Regions from separate parts of the Homo sapiens genome. Here region 1 is linked to region 2. Evidence: chromatin contacts called from ENCODE Hi-C data. All regions are on one chromosome and are shown on one strand. Each heading gives the region's core, a stretch centred on a gene start or an enhancer-like site at or near the end of the contact. The rest is flanking DNA. Distances are from core to core; before and after follow the strand shown. Region 1 holds the start of PPP1R3A (protein phosphatase 1 regulatory subunit 3A). Region 2 holds the start of FOXP2 (forkhead box P2).

The links. Hi-C counts contacts between places; a loop is a spot of excess contacts on that map. Pooled maps may share reads with other maps.
Region 1: a loop to region 2 is called in a map of gastrocnemius medialis, with 4 times the contacts of the local background. The contact joins the promoter of PPP1R3A here to the promoter of FOXP2 in region 2. A Hi-C loop is called at or near these places in 1 of 168 maps with a recorded cell type or tissue (gastrocnemius medialis) and 2 of 50 pooled maps.

Annotation. Positions count from the first base shown.
Region 1 is chr7:113,917,715-113,920,414 of GRCh38, reverse strand. PPP1R3A (protein phosphatase 1 regulatory subunit 3A) reads left to right here and starts at 1,406. Exons shown (of 4, transcript NM_002711.4): 1 at 1,406-2,200. The coding sequence starts at 1,419.
Region 2 is chr7:114,413,457-114,416,156 of GRCh38, reverse strand. It overlaps FOXP2 (forkhead box P2), which reads right to left and starts at 1,342. Exons shown (of 17, transcript NM_014491.4): 1 at 797-1,342.

The DNA of each region.
Region 1 (2,700 bases), core at 157-2,656, 500 kb after region 2:
CATTCCTCTGCCATCTTTAAATTCTGTGGTTAGAAGTAAATACTGCTAACATTGTCTTTTGTATCCTTTCAGGAGTTTTCTATGTACATATCTGTACACATTTTCTTTTTTATCACTTAGCCATTTATCTTGGTTATCTTTCCATATTAGCACATAAAGTGCTACTTTATCCTTCTAAAACATTCTATTGTATGGGTTATTTATCCAATGCTCTTTCGAGAGGGACATTTAACAGGTTTGTAGAGACTGTTAAACGCACAATTCTGTTATGAACATAGATCTCTATTTATCTTTGTATACTTTCCCATACTGACAGAGCAAATTTCTAGCTGGGGCATTTCTCGGTCAAATTGTGTGCAGTTAAATTTTTATAGGTTTTTACCAAAATGACCATCCCCCAACTTGGGTTTTATGACATAAAAAAAACGTGACAGTTTAAGCAGGCTGTTCATACTTTAAAACTCATATTGAATTTCAAGGTGTGATGGTATCAACTTCTGCTTTGTGGGCATAAAATGGCCATTTGCAAAAGAACATTTTATTCTACGTAGATGTATTAGTCCTGGATCAGGCTTACCTTTGCCCACTTATATTTGTAAATCAATAACATGTCTTATCTGTATTTTCCCATGGCTTAATTAAAATAAATGTACTAATGTTTAAAATAATGAATTTGATTACTTCTTTGTTCTAGGCTTTTGCTTGGGTTATTTCTTCTACCTGGACAATCTGCCTTGCTCCAACCTTGCATGTCTAAATTCCACCTACCCTTCATGCTTTATTTAAAATGATACCTTCCCCATCTGAATCATGTTTCCTTCCTCAGAACTTTCAGCACCTCTATTTAACCCTTTTGTAATAAAGCTATACATTTATAAATCCCTGAAAATGATAGCTGTCATTATTAGTAGGCTCTGGATCTCTTCAGTTCTATAAATGTTCTTATCTTTCCCTGTTTGCACTTACCTGCTCCATGGATTAATTTAGTCCAAACTACATATTCAGTATTGTGATACTACTTTTATTTTATTTAAAAAAAATCCACATTTTCATTTTTAACATCAACTAATTAAAATAATATTTTTATCCTAAAGTTCCAGGATTTCCAATACAGCAGAACATGATTTAAAAATATCTGTTTGGAACTTAGCTCATAAACAAATACAGCTTTAAAAACTGCCAGTTAAATCTGAAACATACTGGTGGGAGTAGCATGGATGCTATCATATGCAAGGCCTTTAGGGGGAGGCTAGCAGGGTTGCAGGCTAGCATAGTTGACACGCCATTGGACCTATTTATAGAGCTGAGTTCTTTTTGCAATGTCAACTGTAACATTATACCTATTTTAAGCCTCAGTATCTCAAATGTCAGCCTCTACTAGTCGTACAGTTCTCTCTTATTTGATATCAGAGAGCCCAATGGAGCCTTCTGAAGTACCTAGTCAGATTAGCAAAGATAATTTTTTAGAAGTTCCTAATTTATCTGACTCTCTTTGTGAAGATGAAGAAGTTACTTTCCAACCTGGTTTCTCCCCTCAACCAAGTAGACGAGGTTCTGATTCTTCTGAAGACATATACCTGGATACCCCATCTTCAGGTACTAGAAGAGTTTCATTTGCTGATTCCTTTGGATTCAATCTTGTGTCTGTTAAAGAATTTGATTGCTGGGAATTACCGAGTGCTTCAACCACTTTTGACTTAGGGACGGACATTTTCCACACAGAAGAATATGTTTTAGCCCCACTGTTTGACTTGCCTTCTTCAAAAGAAGATCTTATGCAACAACTCCAAATACAGAAAGCAATACTGGAGTCAACTGAGTCTCTTCTTGGGTCTACAAGTATCAAGGGTATTATTCGAGTTTTGAATGTTTCTTTTGAGAAGTTAGTATATGTAAGAATGTCTTTAGATGACTGGCAGACACATTATGACATTTTAGCAGAATATGTTCCTAATTCATGTGATGGTGAAACTGACCAGTTCTCCTTTAAGATTGTATTGGTTCCTCCTTATCAAAAAGATGGCAGTAAAGTTGAGTTTTGTATACGTTATGAAACTTCTGTTGGTACATTTTGGTCAAATAATAATGGCACAAATTATACATTCATTTGTCAAAAGAAAGAACAAGAGCCGGAGCCTGTAAAACCATGGAAAGAAGTTCCTAACAGACAAATAAAAGGCTGCTTAAAGGTAAAATCAAGGTGAGGATATATCTTACATATTTTATTATTCACAATCTTAAAGTTTTTATGTCATTCTTTATTTCATGTGTTGTAAGAAAGTGACTCTATTTAAAAATATACTGCTTGCTATGTAAAAAACAATGGTGCCAGGCTTTAACAAGGTCAAAGCTATTCAAATAATAGCACTGTGTAACCCTTTCTACAAATGTGAGAAAAAATATGGCTGTAATGCAATAGGTTGGGAGAGAAGTGCACTGTGTATATTACTTGCCTAATGAGTTATAAATTATTCCTGCTCAAACCATGAAATCTAGATTATTCACATATAAAATTATTTACTTTGACATTTAAAGTACTTTTATTTTCAGTCGTTTTTAAATGTCTATGCTTTCCTTTGAAACAGTTTTGATTAACATAAAACTATATTTCAATATGTATCTAGTTCTCAGAAATTTGTAAACTTCTCCCAAAAGCTGCAAAGAACTTCTTCATAACTGTTTTGAGTTATACAGGGATGT
Region 2 (2,700 bases), core at 93-2,592:
GATCCCAGGTTCTGAGACGCTTTTTTGAAGCAGACAGAATGAAAAGTGCAGAAATGGTAATTTATAGCCCAGCCAAGCTACCTTTTTAACTGACACGAGTATTAAACTATCACACCTATTTGAAGAAATATAATGCAGTTTCTAAAAATTACTCATCAATTCACAATGTGTATTCCTGGAAATATATATATTTCTTCACAATCAGTGATTTGAAAAAGACCCACCAACCAATTTTTAATAAAATCATGAACATGCATATAAAACTACAAAGATCATCTGAGCCCTGACTCCTTTCATGTTTGTACAAGCTTAGCAAAAAGAGTTTCCCCTTTAGCACAAAATAAACATCTGCTCTACACAGCACGGCACAGAGAGGCACCCAAACGTGTGGTCAAACTCCCTTTTCAAAAACTTGCGCCCTGACACATACTGGGGCATTTACTAAAAGCAAGATGACATGGTTATTATCAAACCATGAAAGCAGGAACCCTGTCTTTATTCTTCTCAAGATCTTGCAGATTTTTTTTTAATACAAAAGAGGCCTTCTTTATTTGCTGTCTTTACTAGTGATAGCTTAAATCTACATTACGCTACTGACAGATCAAAAACAGTTCCTGTGTCTGGTCTCCCGGCTTTTCCCTCGCAAACAGATACAATGCTCTAGTTCATTTCAATGAGCTACAGTCTCAGAAAAAAAAAAAAGTAAAGCAATTGCCAAATCTACCAGTAAAGCAATCGTAAAATCCCACCCCTCTCTAAACTCTTACAGATATTCTCTTAGCAAAAAGTAACGTACCTTCTCTGGAAATGTTAGAGCAAACTTCCCGGTTTCAACTTCATAGGAGTTTGTTAAAGAGATGAAAAATTAGGAAGATTCAAAAAAGCCAGCACAGAAAACAGTATAAAAAGAAGGGAAAACTCAGAAGCTAGCTCACTGTCAAAGCCACCATCAGACAACTATTTACAGCAGTATTTACACTACTGTGAGTACACCTCTGCCCGATCACGTCCCAGACTGATGGCATTTTGTGCTGGTAATTAAAACAAATCAAGCAGCTCTGTGATTGTTTTGGCGTCCGTGGACAATCGTACACAAAATCAGCATTTAATCACTAGGGTATGTCTTTGGTGTGCAACGTGAGGGGTGACAAAGGTTCAAGACTGAGCCAGCATGCTTACCATAATCTTTCTAAAGTAAGTGCTTCATTTTTGTGTGTGTGTATGTGTGTGTGTGCATGTGTGTGAGTGTGTGAGTGTGTGTGTGAGAGAGAGAAAGACAGAGAGAGAGAGACAAAAGCACCAGTTTGAGTCTCTCAAGTCCTCGGTTAGCTTTCATGTCTGTGATAAATACACTTCTTGCTTCCCTTATTAGGACAAGCTTACCATTATACACTGCACTTTTGGTAAAGCTCCAGTGCTCTGCAATTTACAGCCAAAGGAAGTAGTTTACAAAAATAAGCAAACCCAAGACAAGCATTTCACAGCCACAACATCAGATAAGCCAGAAAGAAATAATCTTCAATGCACATCAAAACCACTTCACAATGACAATTTGTCCAAGCAGATGTTAATCAAGCTTCAGCCTTTGAACACTAGATACCATCAATTACTAACCTTAATTGAAATCACAGTTCTCCAGCTTCTCTGCCAGCATATTCAGAGGATGATGTATTAAGATATTTACAGTAAAGTAAACAATGCATAGTTGCAATGAAATGGAAAATTTTCAGCTAATGGTGTTTGTCAATCCTTTGTCAATTTTTCTGCCTGCCACAGATGTTTTCTTAGCTGTTTCACAAAAACAGGAATCAACTAGCAGAGAAGAAAGACTTTCTCTCCCCCAGGAAAAGAGTACAAAGCCAAGTCTGTACACAGCAGATGCAAAAGAAAGTCCATCTGCTACCAGCTCACAACACCACATGGAGTTTTAAGATTTTATACTGTAGGTAGCCTAGCAGGGTTTGTGTGGACCCCATAAGCATGAAAGGAAGAGAAATGGTAGCCTCAAACTGTTAAGGTAAAAACTACAGCTACAGAGACAGAATGAACAACTTACTGAAGCTGGTAAATCAAAGGTTTATTTGCAATAATTTTCCTCCTATTGCAAGAACTGACTAGTTTTTTAGGAGTTACACCCAAGACAGGAACGACACTGTCTTAGTTTTATGGCCTTTAACTCTGGGCAAGACAACTTGAACTCACAGGTCTCAGCTGAACACCATCGTGAGTGGACAAGCTTTAACAGCACCCCACCTACAACTTAATGTGAGACAAAACAACAGTTACTGAACAAAGCACTTCGAAGAGATCTTTAACCGGCCACCACTCCTGCCACTGACTTATCTTGTTTTAGTTTCTTCAGATGAGTAACATCTGCCACTACTTTTGTTGCACATTTAAATACTAAACAGAAGAGGGAAAGATGTATAAAGAAGTACTTAAAATAACTGCTTCTAATAGCCTTTAATACAGACATTTTGGGTAAGTAATTACAGCAAATTTCACATTTCACCTTCAACCCCTGAGGCTGCACTATTTCTCCACCTCCCCTGAAAGGAACTGAAAGCACTTATTCTTTAGCTCTGTGATACAAAACCGTTTAATATTCTGTTAGCAATTTTTTTCATTTTATAGTTAAATAATTCACTCATTAAAAGTATGTTTATATTGGTTTTTTTTTAAACCAAAATTTAAACACAG